Regions from separate parts of the Homo sapiens genome. Here region 2 is linked to region 1. Evidence: chromatin loops called from intact Hi-C (ENCODE). Cell type or tissue: natural killer cell. All regions are shown on one strand. Links, peaks and the distances in the headings refer to the core of each region. The heading gives the core; the rest is flanking DNA.

Region 1 (8,000 bases), core at 1-8,000:
GGGAGGGTGGCTTTGGTTTCAAAAGGTCTATAAACTCCTGATGTTGTTTTCTAAATGTGTGTATATATATATTAGGTTTTGTTTCTCAAGGCAACTTCTTCCAATCCCCTTCTTTTACTGTTGAATAAACCAAAGTCTGGAGTTGCTGCCCTCAGTGTAATTGAATTAGCTCTTTAAATGCCTTACTGACCAAAAGTGAGTGTGAATAGATTTTATAGTTGTTGTTACTCCTGATCAGAAATTAGTGATCAGGACTATCACTAGGCCAGGTGCAGTGGCTCACACCTGTAATCCCAGCACTTTGGGAGGCCAAGGCAGGTGGATCACCTGAGGTCAGGAGTTTGAGACCAGCCTGGCCAATGTGGTGAAACTCCGTCTCTACTAAAACTACAAAAATTAGCTGGGTACGGTAATCCCAGCTACTCGGGAAGCTGAGGCAGGAGGCGGAGGTTGCAGTGAGTGGAGATCGCGCCATTGCACTCCAGCCTGGGTAACAAGAGCGAAATTCCATCTCAAAAAAACAACAACAACAACAACAAAAAAAGGTGATCTGGAATTGGAAAACAATACAGTATTTTTTAAATGAAGATTTTAAAGAGAAAATGTTTCAAATTTCATGTTTGCTTCCACTGCACCTGTGATGTATAGATTTATTTGCTAAATACAGCAGATGCGTGTTTTTAAGTTATCCTCTATGCCTGACACATTTGTGCCCACCTTAGGCTCTTCCAGTTCCCCTTTAGGTCTACAATAGGATAGAAGGAAGAAAAGACTAACACTTACTGAGTTCCAGGTATTAGACTATGTACATGCAAGGGAGATGACTATTTTCCTTAGGCTCAGATGAGAATGCTAAATCTCAGACAGGTTAAACAACTCACTCAGGCCACACACTTGCTACAAGATGGGGCCAGGATACAAATGCACATCTATTTGGCCCCAGAGGCCAGAAGTGCTCTGCACAATTCTACACTTTCACAATCCAATGAATCTGGCCCCTTCACCTTGGGCATGAATTTATAAAAGATTGGCCGTGACTGGAGAATGTGGCAGGCTGTTGTCACAGTTATAGGCAGTGGGTCCATGGCCATGGGACATGATAGAGCTACCTGGCTCTTGAAATGGATTCAGGATCCCATTGGCAGCACCTTCTTCTCAAGTGTGTTTTCGTAATGTCTCCCCAACTTTGACCTCAATGAATTGGAGAGATAGAGATTTCTGGATCTCTATGACTTGTTGCTTAAAAGGAATAGGGTACATGAATATCCCCATTTTTTCAGACTACATTGTTCTCTACCTCTGTAATCCTCAATTCCTAACACTCAACAAATGCTAGAGGACTGATGACACTCCATGTGCAGGACACTGCTCTGGGAACACTGAAACAATCAACAACACACTGCACCTGCCATCCAGGAGCTCCAAGGCTAGGGTTAACACTGAGGCCAACTGACCCAAAGCTGTGACCACACTTTCCTGCTGCAGGCCCAGCCCATCCTGGTTATGAAAACCACTCATTTTTGTCCACAGACACCAGGGGATAAACACCAGCCCCCACTTCTGAGGCTGCTCACCAAGCTGAACTTGCTGCCTGTCAGCCTAGGATTGGTTTATTAGATTTCTGTGTGTACATTTCCCTCTACCTTCATTTCTTCATCTCTATCATTGAAAACTATCCCTTTTGTATCCCCTTCCTTCTTAGTTGATTTCGTTCTTAAAATTTGGTGGGATAAAGTGATTTTCACTGCAGGATTAAATTATCAGTCCTCAGTGGCATTTGATTATTAGCAATGTACTCCTAAAAATTAAAGAATTACTGTTCTAACGGGAAATTTTCAGGTGTAAAGTCTGTTCACTGATAGATCCCACATCAAACTGCAAAGGGTTACACACCTAAGTTAGAACACATATGTGTATACACACACATCTGCAGTAAATACTGCTTACTAATTATGCTATATTTGAATATGTCTGTATCTTCTATGCTCCTGGGTGTCTAAAACAACCTGCTTCCATGTAGAATCCCATTTATTTTCAAGGCCATTGTCAAAGCTGCTTCTCTCCTCAACACTTTACTCTCATAGTGATCAGTCTCCAATATCCACTCTGGGACACCTCATTTTTCTTAGCATCTCCTATCTGCTACCCTGTCTCTCCACACCTCTCTCTGACATCCTGCCTCAATCTCTTGCTTCCATTGTTGCTTCCTAAGCCAGGCTGTATTCTCTACTACCCGTATCAGAAAGATGGCCAATGCCATTTGCTTCTGTTATCTCCAAGTGATGATCATAGATGCCTGGCTGTTCCTCTCAACGTGCTCTCTCAGGCCTGTCCAGAATACTTTATTCCTTTAAATTGTGCCTTCATTCAATCAGGAGTTGGAAGTTTGTGGTGGGGGGGGCGGTGTTTGTTGTTCTTTTTCCTTTACCCCATTTGTGAGTATTCATTCTTCCTTAGCTTGTTATGAAAAATCCCAGTTGTGACCCATTTCTGTAATTATCACTCTTAAAAGGTCATCTAAAGATGTACTGATTTTTATCAAAAGAGTTATTTAATTTTTTTCTGATGCCTGGGAGTTCCTATGTATAAAAACAAACAAAAATGACCTGATTTGGTGCAAAACTACAGAAGTGCTACCAAGGTTTCACAGTGGTAGCTCACTCTGCTCTCAACAGCATGGTTGATAATGATCAGGACTCACTCTAGAAGTGCTTCTAAAAGAAATCTGCTACATATGAAATCTACACACCATCACCTTCAGCTGGCCCTGAGCTATTTCTTACAGGTCAGTCTCAAGTCTCTATAAAACTACCTACATATGTAGGTAGGTACATCTAAAAAGAAACATGTTCGGTAAGTGTGGGTGATGCTTTCAGTTGGCTGTGCTCATTTCATGGAAGTTATGCAACCCAATTTCGAGTATTCTGGCACAATCTAGGGCCACCTCATGAGTAAAATGCAAAGCCCTTCCGTGTTGCCCTCTCTCACTGCCGCCAGCTGTGGGTTGCGATTGGCTGCCAGACACACACTTCCTCCACTAGCACTGCCACCTGGCTCCCAGTGAGCCCCTGCAGACTGGACTAGGGTGTTTCTGCATCAACCCCATCCCTGCTCCCCACCAGGGATGCCACCCAGGAAGCTGACACTGCCCCATTCGCAACACATTAATATTATCGTGAAGTCCGAGCTGCTGATTTCATTTGACTGGGGGCATGTAGACAACAGGAGCAGCTGAATTTTAAAACTGACTTTCATGCAATCGTCACTTGTCATTGGTAAGGATCCCCTAAAAGGAAATCCTATCAAAGTAATCTCCTTTCATTAAGGTCACTAAGAAAATAAGCAGAGAGAGATAAACTTATTCTGTTCCATAACAAAGAATGTATTTCATGTCATAGGAAGAGTAGGAAAGAAAAGGATGTGGTGATTATCTGACCTTTCAGATTACTGCATATTTGAGTTGCTGAACAAAGGACAAGAGGGCTGTGAAATACATTTTGAAAAGAAAGGGTTACTCACTTCATTTGGAAAAAGTAAGATCCTGTGTCATTCAACTCAACTGGCCAAAACTCCAAAACACAATCATGCAAAGCAATTCTCGAGGAACTCCTTGGGTTCAGCTCCACATGTTCCTGTGATCCACTGCTTTTGTACCAGCTTTTGGTGGTTGTTTCAATCTCATGTGCAAGTGAACACGAGCAATGTTTCAGATAGAAAGGTTCCCCTTCAACCACAGTAATGTGGGGACGTGAAGTACAAGATTCTTCAAAAGATTAGTAAAGTAAAATAAATAAAAACAAAAACCAAAATGACAAGGTAACTTTTTTTGGTCTCCTAATGCATTAGGTGAAGAAGCAAGGTTAGCAAGAAAGTCCTGAGAAATCTCGGTGTCAATTTCCTGTGGGTTCTTTATTTTTGCGTCAATCTTTCCAACACTAGAAAGGATAAGGCACTTTCAGAACATAGATGAAAACACAACTTCTGACAGTTTCTCCCCAACAGGAAGGTATCAGAACTTAACCAACCATAGCTAGAAGACTGATAATTGTGTCACCTCTTAGAAGAAAATATTACACATTACAACTTCTTCATAGGGAAAGCCACAGAAGTCACGGTGCTGCCATACCTACCTCAAAATATACCCTGCTGAGGAGTCTCAGTAGAAAAGAAAACAAGAAATCTAGCAACCTTGGCGTTCTTCCTCTGCACCATCAGAAATCTCACTCACCTTGCATTCACCCTGCCTATCTAACATTCCCTGGTAAGTGTGGGGATGGTTAAAAGTGTGCCTATGTAACTTACAGTGTGTGTACATTTATTATTACTGTAGGTCACCATGTGGATAATCAAGAATTCATTAATATAATATCAATCCAAATTTGCATATCTGTCACTTTCCCTCTTTCTCAATTGACCCAGATTCTCTGGCTTTGGAAATATATCTGACCATCATCTACCCAGGATAGGTGCTCGTTCCCCTCTTTCGGCACTTGTGGTACTTCAAGTTCAGCATTAATGGGTCTTTCTCATAATCTACCCTCCAGTGACTCTCGGGTGCACTTTTACCACATTTTGAGAATGAGAGTATTTAAACTGAACGAAACATTTCCCTTAGGACATGGACAGAATGCCTTCTCTATAGTCAGGGTTTGTTTCTCAAAGCAGCAGTCTGGTTTTAACTCAAAATTGTTAACCACAACATAAAGAGGAAGTGATGTGATAGAAGTATTCTGATATGGTTTGGCTGTGTCCCCATCCAAACCTCATCTTGAATTTAATCATGGGGGCAGTCACCCTCATGCTGTTCTCATGATAGTGAGTGAGTTCTCATGAGATCTGATGGTTTTGTAAGGGGCTTTTCCCCCTTTTGTAAGTTTCCTGAGGCCTCCCCAGCCCTGCAGAACTGAGTCCATTAAATCTTTCTCCTTTATATATTACCTGGTCTCAGGTATGCCTTTATTAGCAGTGTGAGAATGGACTAATAAAGTAAATTGGTACCAGAAGTGGGGTGCTACTGTAAAGATACACAAAATGTGGAAGTGACTTTGGAACTGCATACAGGCAGAGGTTGGAACAGTTTGGAGGGCAGTTTGGAACAGTTGGAACAGTTTGAAGAAGATAAGAAAATATGGAAAAGTTTGGAACTTCCTAAAGACTTGTTAAATGGCTTTAACCAAAATGCTGATAATGTTATGGACAATAAAGTCCAGGCTGAGGTGGTCTCAGATGGAGATGAGGAACTTTTGGGGAGCTGGAGCAAAAGTGAATCTTGTTATGTTTAGCAAAGAGATTAGTTGCATTTTGCCCTTGTCCTAGAGATCTATGGAACTTTGAACTTGAGAGACGATTATCTGGAAGAAGAAATTTCTAAAGAGCAAATCATTCAAGAGGTGACAGAGCATAAGAGTTTGGAAAATTCACAGCTTGAGAATGTGGTAGGAGAGAAAAATCCATGTTCGTGGGAATGGGGGGCATGGAATTAAAGCTGGTTGCAGAAATTTGCATAAGAAATGAGGACTCAAATGTTAATTGCCAAGACAAGGGGAAAAATGCCTCTAGGGTATGTCAGAGATCTTCATGAGAGACCCTCCCATCACAGGCCCAGAGGCCTAAGAGGAAAAAATGATTTCCTGGGATGGGCCCAGGGTCCCTTTCTGTGTGCAGCCTAGGGATTTGGTGCCCTGCATCCTACCCCTCCAGCCATTGCTAAAACAGGCCAAGATACCAGGTCAGGCTGTGGCTTCAGAGGGTGCAAGCCCCAAACCTTGGCAGCTTCCACATGGTGTTGAGGCTGCAGGTGCACAAAAGTCAAGAATTGAGGTTTGGGAACCTACGCCTAGGTTTCAGAGGATGTATGGAAATGCTGGATGTCCAGGCAAAAGTTTGCTGCAGGGGTGGAACCCTCATGTAGAATCTTTGCTAGGGTAGTGTGGAAGGGAAATGTGGTGTTGGGGCTCCCATACAGAGTCCCCACTGGAGTACAGCTAGTGGAGTTAAGAGAAGAAAGCCACCATCCTCCAGGCCCCAGGATGATAGATTCACTGACAGCTTGCACCATGCACTTGAAAAAGCCCAGAAACTCAACACCAGCCCATGAAAGAAACCAGGAAGAAAGATGTACCCTGCAAAGCCACAGGAGCATAGCTGCCCAAGGCCATGGGATCCTACCTCTTGCAGCAGCGTGACCTGGATATGAGACATGGAGTTGAAGGAGACTATTTTGGAACTTTAAGGTTTAATGACTGCCCTATTAAATTTAGAACTTGCATGGGGCCAGTAGCCCCTTTGTTTTAGTCAATTTCTCCCATTTGGAAGGGGTGTATTTACTCAATGCCTGTACTCCCATTGTATCTAGGAAGTAACTAAATTGCTCTTGAATTTACTGACTCATAGGAAGGGACCTTCCTTGTCTCAGATGAGACTTTGGACTTGGATTTTAGAGTTAATGCTGGAATGAGTGAAGACTTTGGGGGACTGTTAGAAGGGCATGATTGTGTTTTGAAATGTGAGAGCATGAGATTTGGGAGAGGCCAGGGGTGGAATGATATGATTTGGCTATACCCCAACCCAAATCATCTTGAATTGTAGTTCCCATAAGCCCCATGTGTCATAGGAGGGACCTGGTGGAAGGTAATTTAATCATGGGGGTGATTACCCTCATGCTGTGCTCCTGATAGTGAGTGAGTTCTCATAAGATCTGATGTTTTTATAAGGGGCTTTTCCCCTTTTTGCTCAGCCTTCTCCTTGATGCCACCATGTGAAGAAGGATATGTTTTCTTCCCCTTCCACTATGATTGTAAGCTTCCTGAGGCCTCCCCAGCCATACAGAACTGTGAATCAATAAAGTCTCTTTCCTTTATAAATTACCCAGTCTCAAGTATGCCTTTATTAGCAGCATGAGAATGGACTAATACACATTCTTTGAAAACATGGATGTCGAATCTACCACAAAACACAAGAGTTAAGGAGCACCAACTTCATGTTTTCTGGTTGCAATACAATCTCTATTTTATACTAATACTTCAACATAGAAGGTGTGATACATGTGTATATGTGGGTGTCAGCTTCAATTGACATGCAAAACCCTGGTGAGTCATTAACAGTTCATTTATTTTCCTGTTTTAGAGTTAATATAATAAAATGCATAGGCTATACAATATGTGCTCCTTTATGTCTGGGTTATTTTGACATGATTGTTATAAATGCATTCATGCTGTAGCAGTGATGTGTTCTTTTCTCATTGTAATGTAGTATCTAATCGTGTTACCATTTCGCAATTTATCCATTTTATAAAAGGATGCATGTTGGGGATTTGGTTTATTAAACAAATGTCTGTTGGATATTGGCTTATTTCTAGGTTTTCAGGTTTTCGCTTGTCTTAAAAAGCTTCTATAAACACATATGACTGTGTTTGGATGGACATGTGCTCTCTGGAAGTATTACCATTTGAAGAAACTTAATGTGAATTACACACTCTCCAGAGGTGGGAGGTTGATAATTGAAAGTCCACACCACCCCCCTCCTCAGGCAGCTAGAAGCTTTGGATATCTAATCATGGTTTACCATTAGAGGCTTTGTTGATTACCATAATGCTTGTTGGAAATGGTCCTTGATGGGATAAATAAGTGGAATTCAAGGTTTGTGGAGTTCCAAGTGCCAAAATAGGCACTCCTATTGTTCCATAAACACAGTATAAGAACCCAGCAGTGCCAACAACCAATGCCCTTTGGAATAAAGTCTGTGTTTGAAACTGTCTTGAGTTTGGACAATCATAGCATTTTGTCATTTAAACTCAACTAGGTTCAGTGAATCCTACATGTAGAACATTGTCATGTCTCCCTAGAGTGAAACATTCATGAAAAGTGCTCTTCAGGGCAGGCAGCTGGGAGCTTGGCAACTTTGCACAACTGGCTGCATGGCTGTTTCTGTGCCTGAAACATGCTCTCATTATAATGAGGAGTAAGGCTATTAGTGTATGTCCACAGGACATGGAACTCATG
Region 2 (13,053 bases), core at 5,054-13,053, 110 kb after region 1:
GAGGAGCAATGCCAGGCAGAGTGGGGCTGGGGTGCGGCTGCCCAATGCCAGGAGACTCATCTGTGACCAAAAGCAGCAGGGAAAACATCAGCAGCACCTCCAGCCCCCGTGATGGGAGGACTGGGGAGAAAAGTCCTTCTGAGAGGGCAGCAGGGCACAGCACCCAGGGAAGACCCAGCAAAAGGGAAATTGTGCACAGAAGAGTGTGAGATGCAGGGGATTTTGCCAGGATGCAGGGTGAGTTCTTGAGAAACTGGAGAAGGTTTCTGAGAATGAGGGAGGGAAGGAGGACAGAAATGGAATTGTGTATTTCCAGAGTGTTACGGAGATTTTGAGAGCAGGGTAATGTAATGAGTGGGAGATGAGGGGTGATCCGGGGGTGCATGGCATTCCAGGGATAAAAGGGATCATAAGCTTAGACTTGAGGTCTCAATGAAGACCATGGTGGTGAGGGCGTGAGAGCAGGGGAAGGAGAGTAGGAGCCTCATAGAAGGCTTGGAGGCAGGAGAAACCATCTTACTCCAAGCCCAAGGGACCCTCCGTGCCCCTGTGAATGGAGGTCAGCAGGCCTGGGAGGAGGCTTTTCTTCTAACTATGCTGGGCTCAGTTGCTCTTGAACCAAGGAGCTCAGGAGGCTGGAGGGCCTATAAAGGTTGCCCCACACATGGTGCAAGGAACTGTCAGGGCCATGGGGGAGGCATTCAGGGATCACTCCCAAATGCATCCTCCCATGGTGTCCCCAAGGCAGTTGCACCATTAGCAGTCCTCGCTAGTCACTGGAGCTGTAACCTTTGCAAAACTGAGCTGGGCCTGCGTGGATGGGGGTAGGGGAAGGACGCCTGACCCCAGGGCAGGGACCAGGGTCCACCTGGACTTCTCAGGAGGCATGCCATGGCTGGAGCCCTGGAGGAGCAGTATGGCATTAAAGGGTGGTGCCCACAATAAAGAAGGAACCCCACAGCAATATGTTCTCAGGAACAGCCCAGCCCAGTCCAGCTATCCAGGCCTTCTCCCACCTTGCCTTCCCCAGGACAGTTTCCTCTCAGGATCCACCAAACCCCCTCTATCAGGACCTAACCTCATATGGGAAGGAGGAAAAAGACCCAAAGATGCTTAATTCTGCTCTGCACCAGTGTTTGAAAGCCACTCCTCTAGTATCAAGTGGAAGTTCTGGGTTGCATTCTTATCAAGAACATTTGCATTTCTTAATATCCCAATAAACTCCTTACTGAGTGAATTGTGTCAGGCTCTGGGCTGGCTCTTAGAAACTGTGGGCAGGGTGGCAGTAACAGTCCACAGCCAAGACCTGGGATGCTGAGGCAGCTCAGGGCTCAGAAGGTGGCCCACCATGGCAAGGGAAGAGGGAAAAGGAAGTTGTGGAGAGAGCCAGGACTTTGAAGCTTCCATGGGCCCAGATCTGGGGCCTCAAAACCCACTGTACTGGCAGACAACATGTCCCAGCAGGAGGCCAAGTTCTTCACTTACTGTGGCCTGGCAGGACTGGCCTTGGAGCCAGCAGAGGACCCAGTGAGCAGCTGTGGAAGCCAGAAGCAGAGAGACCAGAATGCAGCTAGAGTGTCATCTGGGACTGTCAAACTCTTCCAGCATGTTCTTGGATTTACTGCCTGCATGATTAAGCAACATACTCTTTTGAGAGTGCTGAAAAACCTCCCTTGAAGTTTTGCCGGAGACTCTTAGTCTTAGTCCCAGGGGCCCCTGATGTGACAAGGAGGCTGATCCTAGTTCTCTGAGCCCAGGCAAGGTTCCAGTTTACTTTGACCCCATGAAGAGACAAAACACTCAAAAGCAAATGCCATCATCTGCTTGAACCCTGAATTTTCTCTTCTTCTATCATTGTTACTATTATTAGTTATCATTGGCCAAATGCTAGTTATATGACAAAAGACTTTATCAAACATCTTAGCTTCACAATCTCCTTTAGTCCCCAGGGAGGAAACATTATTCCCATTTTGCAGTTCAAAAACCTGAGGCTTACTAGAGAAAAATAAAGAGTTGTGCATATTGTTGAAGGAGGACAAGGAGCTAAAACTCAGGTCTGATTCCGCAGCTCGTAACCTTTTCAAAAATTTGTGAGGACTAATACACATAATATAAAATTGACCCTCTTAACCATTTGTAAGTGTACAGCTCAGTAGCATTAAGTACATTCACACTGTTGTGCAACCATCACCACCATCCATGTCTAAAACTTTTTCATTTTCCTAAACTGAAACTCTGCATCCATTGAACAGTAACGTCCATTCCTTATACACCACACTGGCCCAGGCACCCACCATTCTATTTCCTGTCTCTGAATCTGACTACTCTAGGGACCTCACGCAAGTGGAATCATATGGTATTTGTCTTTTTGTGACCAGCTTATTTCACTTAACAGAATGTCCTCAAGGTAAGGCAGAGTCATGGGAGAGAATGTTTTCAATGCCATGACCACTGGGTTGTGGGGCTGGTGTTTTTCCTCTGTGCCACTCTGCTACTTAGGCCTACACTCTTGATTCCACTAAGGGCAGTGTGAAGACTGAACTGTGTCTCCGCCAAGTTCACATGTTGGAATCCTAACCCCCAGTATATATGGATATGAATGTATTTGGAGATAGTGCCTTTCAAGATGTAAGTAAGATAAAATAAGCTTATGTGGATGAATCCTAACCCAATAGGACTTGTGTCCTCATAAGAGCGCAAGACACTAGGGATGGGAACACACAGAGGAAAGACAACATGAGGACACAGCAAGAAGGCAGCTGTCTGCAAGCCAAGGAGAGAGGCCTCAGGAGAAACCGAACTGTTATTTACACAACAAAGACTGTGGTATTTTGTTATGGCAGCCTGAGTGGATTAATACAGACAGGGATCTCTGTGTCACAAGATAGGATGAACTGTCACATACTGGCCTCTCCCACTGGCAGTAATGCCTTTTCAGTCTTATTTGTGGCAAGGAGGACAGTAGTCACTGGCAGTCTACATTTATGTACCATACAGAGAGAGGTGTGGGTTTTAAGTCCACCATGAGGACAGGCAAAGGACGTTCTTTCAACATTTTGAGTTTCCACTAACACAACACTACAACCGGCATGTCTGTGGTTTCCTTGGCCCAATTTACCTTATTCTTTTTTTTTTTTTCTTTGAAACGGAGTCTCGCTCTGTCACCAGGCTGGAGTGCAGTGGCGTGATCTCAGCTCACTGCAGCCTCTGCCTCCCGGGTTCAAGCAATTCTCCTGCCTCAGCCTCCCAAGTAGCTGGGACTACAGGCACACACCATCATGCCTGGCTAATTTTTTGTATTTTTAGCAGAGACAGGATTTTACCATGTTGGCCAGGATGGTCTTGATCTCTTGACCTCATAATCCACCCACCTCGGCCTCCCAAAGTGCTGGGATTACAGGCATGAGCCACCGCACCTGGCCTCACCTTATTCTAACCAAGCTGCACAAACTCTCATACCCAGCAGCACCATAAAAATGTAATGTCTTCACCAACTACGTGAATCGCTTCTCTCTAGCCTGCTGCTTCATGGAACTAGGAGAGGAAAAAGACTCACAGAGTGAGTGACATGACCCAATAAATGAGCTTCCACCACCTGGAAGTCACCAGCCTCCTTATTAAAATTGCAAGACACTCTGACCTCAAATACAGAGGAATTCTTACACATGTCTTTGTGTTGAACACTGTCATTTGTGGGTGCCATAATCTGTATATAATGATTGCTTTTCAGAAAAACAAGTAGAAAAATCAGCCATTGTTTTTTTCCATTCTAAGACACATCGGAAATTCTAAAATGTAGCCTTCAAGATGGAACAGAAAAGCTGATGACCTGAAAGGAGTTCAAAAGTATGCAGAGGGCTGGGGGTGGAGGTGTGAGTCCAGAGAATGCCGGAGAGACATCCAGCCTGGCATTAAGAAAAGGGGCTGGGAGAATCACTCACTTGCTAGAAGAGTATCAGTGGGGCCTCCCAGGAAATTCAATCAGGAGAATCATGCCCTAAAAGTCATTTTGGAAATGTGTAACTCAGCACAGGAAAACTGAACAAGGGTGAGAATACCCCTTATGGAAATGAGATTCACACATTTTCATGTAAGATGAGCTCCAGGGAACAGCAGCTACCTTGGTGAAGCCATGGGTCCCTGGGGCAAATGTTTTGACCACAAGCCAGTGTAGACCCCAGGCAGGGGAAAAGTCTTCATGCTTCAAAGACCAGAAAAGAAATGGGGGTTGAGTGGAGGAGCAGTGATGATGCCAAAGAGAATAGATAGGTATAGAATTACAGGATAGAAATTAAAGGTGAACTGAAAACTAAAAGAGAAAAATCTTATTTTGCAAAGAGGATACCCAAGGGCAGCCCCTAATGAAGAGCAGTCCCAGGACTGGGGCTATGGATGGGCCTCAGAGGTCTGCTGAGCTGGTGGGAGGTCCCCTGCCCATGCTTCATCCCATCCCGAGGTAGCCCGTGCTGGTCATGCACCCCCACCACCAAGTAACAGAAATTGTCTGTGCGTATGATGGACTGCACTGAGCTTGGTGGACAGGTTTGAGAACAGGAAACTGACAAAAGGACTGAAGTGGAAAATGTCTTTGAACCCAGAGTGACATATCTCCCTCTTTTATCACTTGAAAGTGATAAGGGGGGATGTTAACCAGCATCAACAGCAAAATGACCCTGCCTTTGTGATGGCCCCTGTCTTCTCTTTCCCTAATTTTGTTTTCTCCATTGGGTACGAAATATGTGCTGGTGAAATTTACCTCATTTTACTGATTAGCACAAGTACAGAAGACATCCATTAAACAAATATTTATTGAACATCTGCTCGGCGAGGCACTGTGTTATATCACGGGAATGGAATGGTGAACAAGATAAAGATGACTTTTCTCCTCACAAATCTAACAACCTCAAGTTATCCAACTGCAGTCAGAGTGCCTGCCACACTTCTGATTGACCCTTCTACTCACCCAAAGCTTCTTTCCTTTCCATTCCAACAGCATCTTTTCAGATGTTCTATTTGGCTCAGATGTGAAAATGCATCATCATGTCCGTTGCTATAAGCCACTGCTCTCATTTCCTAACCATTGAGAAAAGGGACTCTTGCTGGTGCACCATCACCACCTCTCTTGCACAACTCAACGTTTCCCAGAACCTTCACCCATCTCCTCCCTCATCCCCACTCCTCCTTCCTAAGAAAAGCATGCCTCTTTTCCAAACTCAGCCCCTCCACTTGTGTTCTAGGTTTGATTTCTCAATCCTCCCAGCTCCCAATGCAGTCTCACCTTTCAAAGGGTTCTTCTATGTCTCAGTTCTGACGTCTGTATCTATCAGCTTCAGATAGTGATGTCTGTATCACTCGCTCTCTAAGCATGTTCTAGACACACATGCCCCTATAACTAAAGCCTTCCCTGGTCTTCACTTTCCTATGAAACCACTGCCCTGCCTCTCTCCTTCCTTTCTCTACCCAAATTCTTACAAAAGAGCTCTACTCCAGCCTTCACCGCCCCCACCACACACCTACCCCCTGGAACCTTGGGGTTTGAACTGCTCATTGAAGGTAATGGATTGCCTTCTGACTGACTTGCTAATGAAATCTTCTCAGCTCTCATCTGTTCTACACTGGTGCCATTTGACACTTTGACCACTTCCTCTTTGACACTCTACTCTTGGCCTCCATGACACCCTACTTTCTTCTTTGTGTCCCTTCCCTCACTCTGATTGCTATTTTTGGGTTCATTCACTGATTCCTCTTAAATGTAGGCATTTTCTAAGGATCTGTCTTTCCTTCTCTTTCTAGAGACTCTCATAAATTCTCATAATTTCAACTATCAGCAAATGCCGATGGCTTCAAGACCCATATCAAGCCAGTCTTCCTTCTCCCCCTCCTCACTTCACCTCACCTGCAAATTCACTCATGCTACCTACAAAATATCCATCACACTTCTTCACTTCTTTCATTACTCACTACCACTGTCCAAATTCAGGTCTCATCATGTCTCACCAGGAGCGTTCAATAGCTTCCTGTTTATTCTCCATGTGTGCCCTAGTCTTAGTGCATTCAATTTCATTTCCTCCTCAATAACCAGCAATGGTTCCCACAGCCCATGGAATCATGTCCACATTCATTGCTTAAGAGTCTTCACTCTGGATGCATGTCCTTGCTCAAAATATGGGCAAATTATTTACCTTCTTTGAGCTCTGTATCCTTACCTCACAGCATTGTGGTAGGAGCCGTTGTTCAGTTTGTACACTGCAGGAGTGTGTCCAGCTGATGGAGCAAGTGGCAACTAAAACCCAACCCATCCTCCAATCACTAAGTTCGTCCCACGACCTGGGCTGAGCTTGAGTCTGCTCAGAGAAGGAGGTACTTTTCTCTGCAAAGGAGGTACCTTTCTTTTCACACAAAGGTACAGTAAGGGCTGGGACTTCCCCAGATTTCTTCTTCAACACATGCATTTTATCCTCATACTTGACACTCGGGCCCAAATCTTCTATTTTTCCCAAATATGCCGTGTACATTAAGAAATCAGTGTTTATGTTCCCATTATCTCTACAGCCCTTTGTCCTCCCATTCTCTGCCAGGGGAAACCTTCTCATTCTCCGATGTCACTTGGTTTGGGAGGGCTCTGTGCATTCCTCCTGGCTTGGGACTTCCCTTTGAGTCCTGCATCCTGGTTACACATTTATAGAGCACTTATGTCAGTTTGTCTTGGATTGTACTCTTGATAAGGAATCTGCCTCCTCCATTTGTGTTCGATGACCTTAGGTCAGGACCCTGAGTGGAGCCCACCCATGTTTGCTGGTTTGAGTTCAGTACTTCTTGTAAACCTGGGATTGTAGCTAAGCACTATAGCGGTGCAGTTTGGGACACAAAGGTGTAGAGAAGAGTTTAAGGCTTAAACATGCATATCTAGAAGGAGCTAGATTAGAGAATGATTTTAAAATAACCCTAATTAAAGCAATAATAGTAGTCATAGAAAACATAACCAAAAAAGAGAGAAATCAAAATTACTTGTAATCCCACCACTCAAACCTTTGTCATCATTTTGCTCTATAACCTTACAAATGTTATTCTATATATATATATATATATTTTTTTTTTTTTTTTTTTTGAGATGGAGTTTCACTCTTGCTGTCCCAGTTGGAGTGCAGTGGTGTGATCTTGGCTTACTGCAACCTCCGCCTCCCAGGTTCAAGAGATTCTTCCACCTCAGCCTCCCGAGTAGTTGGGATTACAGGCGCATGCCACCACAGCCGGCTAATTTTTTTGTATTTTTAGTAGAGATGGGGTCTCATCATGTTGGCCAAGCTGGTCTCAAACTCTTGACCTCAGGTGATCTGCCCGCCTTGGCCTCCTAAAGTGCAGGGATTACAGGCATGAGCCACTGTGCCTGGCCACATTATTAATTTTTAAAATAAATTACCAACTTTTTCATGTGTTATACTATAAATAGTTTCCCATGACATAAATACTTTTCTTTAACATTATTTTAATGTCTGCATCATATTTTATTGTATGCTTGTACCATAATTTATTTAAATATTACCGAATTTCATTTTTTCTGTTTTATATAACACTGGAGTCAACATCATTATAACTAGATATCTGGCACACCATTAATAATCTCTTAAGAATAAATGCCTAGAAGTAGAACTGCAGGGTCAAAAATTAGGTGTTGTTTTCTTTTCTTTTTTTTTTCTTTTTCTTTCTTTCTTTCTTTTTTTTTTTTTTTGTGACAGGGTATCACTCTGTCTGTCACCCAGGTTGGAGTGCAGTGGTGCAATCATGGCTCACTATAGCCTTGATACCCCGGGCTCCATCACATCTGGTTAATTTTTAAACTTTTTGTAGAGACAGGGTCCCACTATATTGCTCAGGCTGGTCTCGAACTCCTGGGCTCAAGCAATCCTCCTGCCTTAGGCTCCCAAAGTGCTGGGATTACAGGTGTGAGCCACCATGCCTGGCCCAAAGTTAGGTACTTTTTAAAGATTTTTTGATACCTGTAATGAAACGGGCCACTGGAATCACCAAGCTAACCATTCCATTTGAGATCAATGGCTCGCCAATTTCACCAGCCTCGCCAGAATGGGTATTGTCAGAGCACAGAATTTTAAGGTTGGAAATAATCTAAGAGTTGATCTGCCCCGTGGGTCTCACTCAGAATCAACTGGGCATTATGTATTTCCTCAAGCTCCTCAGTTAATTATTCTGTGCAGTCAGGTTTGAGAACCACTAATGTAGTCAAAACCCCTCACTCTGGATTTGAGGAAACTAAGGGCCAAAGAAGGTACATAACTTTCCTAAATTGACCCATGGAAGGTACACAAATAAAAATGTATCCAAAAGATAAAGGAAAAGAAAATGATGTATTCAGGTGGAAAATTAAGTAGTAATCATTTCAAGTTAATTATGGATAGGAGAACTAGGTATTTAAATTTAAAATCATATTCTAAGCATGAAGACTGTTTAAGAACACAGAGTGAAAAGAGCGCTTGTCTTTCTTCTATTCCATGAAGAAACCATTCTCAGCCAATCAATTCACAGCCATTTGTTCATTTCAAAACTTGTATATTTTTAAGTCTAACTTTACAAAGAAGAGGAGATAATAACAAGGACCCTGATAAATTAACTATGTATGTGTGGGGTGTAAGAGACACTAAAACACAATTTTACACAAAAATCAACCCTGATGGTACCAGTCAAATAACTGGGTCTTTTTGTGAAAAAGAAATGAAAATACCTCCCAGTAGCCACAAAATACTGTAATCTTGTGGTTCTAAGAACCTTTAGTGAATAACAGTAAGACATGGTTGGATTTTGTGTTGATTTCAGGTTACATTTATTTCAGTTAAAGAAAAGGTGTAAACTTGTGAGATATATCATTTCTCCAGACTTGAGCACATGGAGAGGATTACCTGCATGTGTGTTTGGTGAGAGGAAGGGTACAATAGCCTAGAGACCATGTCTGAGATGACATGTCTTTTAGAGAAGCTGAATTAGCATTTGTGATCAATGGTTACTTCCAATCACCACTTTACAAGAAAAAGTGATTTTAGCACCTTCGTTTCTGAGAAAGGCAATGTTCTCAGAAAGGAAAGTTTTTAACTCTGTTATTTGCTGCTCTCAGGAGATACTTGTGGTTTTGAGAGTGTTACTTGCCTGTTACTGAATCCACATTACTACTCCTGATGGTGAAATGAAAAGAGATATTACTTTAGTATGAATGACTCACTGGGTGACTCTGTAGATGAGTGCCTTCCTGTGTTGCTGTGAGTTGCATGAGGCATGGCCTCAGATTCCAAAGTGCTTAAACTACAGAAAAAGGAAGGAGAGTAGACTCCCTTTCATGGAGGATCTCACACTCTGGGTGACGAGGCAGGTGCTCTGCATGCTTCTCACATCACTTAATCTTCCCAAAGGAGACCCTCCAATGGAAAGAGTGTGCATGTAGGAGAGAATCAAAGAAAATTGCCATTCCTGGAAACCATTCTACAGTGATATAATTAAGCCAAAGGAAAGAGCAGTTAATGGTGTTTGGAGAAACGAGAGTAACTTCATTCAGGAGATGAACTTACTCTGTTCCAGGACAGTTATGCTAAACCAGGAATGGGGCACATCAGAATCATTTGGTGGGAATCCCCCAGGTGGTTCTGAGGGCATCCCTTTCCCTCATTGTCTAGAGCAGGTTTTCTCAGCCTCAGAACTATTGACATTGGGGCCTGGCACTTCTTTGTTGTGGGCGGCAGCTGTTCTGCACATTGTGGGATATGTAACAGGACCCGACCTCCATGAAACTGATCTCCAGTTGCCAAATGTCATCATGTCCCCTGGAGCATGATTAGCTGAAAAGAACTAATGATAGACAGTAGAATTATGAGCAGGATAAGGGAGAAGGGTCTTAGATTGCCAGGCAAGGAGTTGACTTTTTAAATGCAAATGACATTCTTCTCAATAAATTTTGGATACTTTTTAATAGGCAATGGGATATTAGCTTTGTGTAGGAATGTACATTTTAGGAAAAGAGTGCTCAGAGATGGTTAAACAGGCACATACAATATTAGAGAAGAATATACAAATAGCAAATCAACTAGGGTGCAGTTAGAAGCTTAAAGGCATAAATGTGATTATTTTGTTGTGGCCCCAACATAAGAGAAAATAAAGATGCAGGAAATATTTCTTTATTCTTTTGTAATGAGTGACCCTACCAGAGGGACACTACCCAGAAATTGAACTTGAGTTTGTGTGCTAGCAGCAGTCCTTTAAAATGAGAGAAGTTTCTACTATGATGTAAGATAAGTTAGGATAAAAAATCACATGGGTTTTCTTGAGAGGCCATCCTCATTTAGAAAGTCACACCACCTCTGAAGCACCAACAGTGTCTTCCTTAGAAGGGTAGGTTTAGGGGAAAAAGGGAAAAAGTGTTGATTGCCCTAAGGAAAGAGAGTGACTCCACATAGTGGCATTGCTAATGGCCAGCAAGACCAGGGCAGACAGAGGCATACACTCGATCAGCTCCTGACCCAGTGCTCATTCCAGACACCAAGACGGGGACCCCAGACTCCTCTGTGATATCCTGAGTGTGCCCTCCAGAAGCAGCTTTGCTTGTATGGGTAGCAACTCACCTCCCTGAGACTCACCCCTCACTGCCACAGTCTCCCTGGGTCTTCCACCAAGGAGATTGAACCCTCAGCCATCCTAGCCAGCTTCTACTTACAACAGAGTCCCAAATCCTCAACACCTATAGCCCAAATCCTCATCATCTCTTGCCCCTGAGGTGACAGTACCCTTACCAGCCCCTAAGCGCGGAGGGGCAAAGGGTGAGACAGGCTAATGGTGAAGATCCCTTTTACATTTGCTCTCTGGCAACAGCACATTAACTGCAGTCCTCAATTATGTCCCCGTCATGCTTGGCTCAACATTGTCCCGTACAGTTAACAATTGGTGAGTAAAGAAATGTGAGAATGTGGAAACTGGACACTAAAGTTATAATAGGAAAATTATCATCTTGCTTCTAATGCCAGTAGAAGTACAGTAGTTATGCCAAGAGGTTACTTAACATTATATTATGATTGGTAAAGACTCTGTTTTCTGATTACCATGAAATATAGCTAGAAATAATTAACAATGTTACATGCAAACAAACTGAACCGCTAGGAAAAAAGAAAGGCAACAACATTGTTTAAAATGAAACTCAAAAATCAAAAATCAAAACTTAAGTATCTCAATATTAATAAAATACCCAGAAGAACGCTGCATAGCAAACTTCTGGAATACAGCCAAAGCTGTACTGGGAGGGCAATTGTTTAATTCTTAAAAAAAAAAAATAAAGTATTTGAATGAAGTTGCTAAGTACTTATCCTGAGAATTTAGAAAACAATCATGAGAGTCACAAATAAACTTGAAAAAAAAGAGGGAGAAGGACTTAAAGATAAAATTAATTGGTTAAGAGAAAATGTTTGCATTGATAAATTCAAGTGGAATAGAGGGTAGATGGTAAAATAGGCATCTCTGCCTAGTTAAGTCACAGGAGGGAGAAGTGAAAGTGAAAGTAAACAAAGTTAGAGATGAAACAAAGAACAATATACATTCAGAACATTAACTGCTTTTAGAAAGATTATATCTCCATATAGTAATTAATTAGAAAATTATATGTGCATTATTTCTAGATAAGAGTAAATTACCAAACTTTTATTTATTATTAAAGAAATAAAAAAGAATCAAATCAATAAATGTGTTAGAAATAACAAATATAATTTAAGAATAATCACCAAAGTAGTACCTGACTCAGATAATTGCCTTCACATCTGTAAAGAAGAAATAATTTCCAGCCTATATTAACACTGCCAGAGCTTATTAAAAGATGAAAAGGTTTGTAATTTGCTTTATAAAGCCAGCATAATTTCTTTTCTTTTCTTTTTTTTTTTTTTTTTTTTTTGAGACAGAGTTTCACTCTTGTCACCTAGGCTGGAGTGCAATGGTGCTTTCTTAGCTCACTGCAACCTTCACCTCCTGGGTTCAAGCGATTTTCCTGTCTCAGCCTCCCAAGTAGCTGGGATTACAGGTGCCTGCCACCATGCCTGGCTACTTTGTTGTTGTTGTTTCTTTGTTGTTTTTGTTTTGTTTTGTTTAGTAGAGATGGGGTTTCACCATGTTGGCCAGGCTGGTCTTGAACTCCTGACCTCAGGTGATCCACCCACCTCAGCCTCCCAAAGTGCTGGGATTACAGGTGTGAGTCACCACACCTGGCAAGCCAGCATAATTTCTACAGGACAGAGTTAGTAAATGTAAACATTCATTCGTAATTTCATTTGCAAATATAAATGAAAATTCCAAATAAAATTAGATAAATGAAGCACATTAACAAATATAAGTACACTGTATACTCAGGAATTCAAAGATGGCTTAATATCAGGAAATGTATCAATATGCTTCATCATACCAAAAAGTCAAAGAAGAAAAATCATATAATCATCTTAATATATGCCGAAGACTCCTATGACAAAATTCAATACAAATTTTCAAAACTTAAAGCTTTTAGTCAACTAAGCCTAGAAGATCATTTAATTTAAAACAATTTAAATGTAAAATAATTAAAATTTTTAAAGAAAATAAAAACAGCCAACATCATAGCTAAGAGTAAAACCATAGAGATATGTCCCCTCTCATTCCTATTAAGCAAAATTTTAGACAGTCTAAAAATTAGACAGAAAAAAGAAACAAACTCCACAAATAATGGAAAGAAAAAGACAAGTTTATTACTATTTCCGGTTATGATTGTCTATATAAACAAAATAAATCTGCCAATAAAATAAAATAAACAGCAGTTGACAAGTTAAAATAAAAGTAGAAAAACCAGGATTTCATCAGCCTGGAAGTAACTATGAGAAAAAAAAATGGAAAAAAACATTCCCAATAGCAACAACAAAACAATTTCTGAGAAGAAATTTTAAAGAAACTTAAGCCAGGATCTATGTGAAAAAGTACTGTTATATTAAGAGATATTAGAGAAATATTGTATTAAGAGATAGTACCTGTTTCTAGAGAGGCATAAAATTG

Evidence for each region. Peaks named below come from ENCODE experiments on the same cell type or tissue, not always from the same donor. Only the 100,000 strongest peaks of a DNase experiment are listed, where the experiment ranks them.
Region 2: it touches region 1 in a loop (5-fold over the local background); 63 of 110 quality-filtered maps call a loop at or near these places.

What each region holds. Positions count from the first base shown.
Region 1 is chr2:102,363,588-102,371,587 of GRCh38, reverse strand. IL18R1 (interleukin 18 receptor 1) reads right to left here. Exons shown (of 11, transcript NM_003855.5): 3 at 3,520-3,763. Among named protein-coding and RNA genes, the nearest start is that of IL18R1, 12 kb to the right of the region's middle. RefSeq lists an enhancer at 3,794-3,843. In natural killer cell, for the core only: no CTCF peak of the experiment used is centred there; DNase peaks (open chromatin) are centred at 2,687, 2,957, 3,997 and 4,637; H3K4me3 peaks cover 917 bases; H3K27ac peaks cover 4,258 bases.
Region 2 is chr2:102,254,920-102,267,972 of GRCh38, reverse strand. No RefSeq gene overlaps it. Among named protein-coding and RNA genes, the nearest start is that of IL1RL1, 50 kb to the left of the region's middle. In natural killer cell, for the core only: no CTCF peak of the experiment used is centred there; DNase peaks (open chromatin) are centred at 5,632, 9,202 and 11,522; H3K27ac peaks cover 1,417 bases.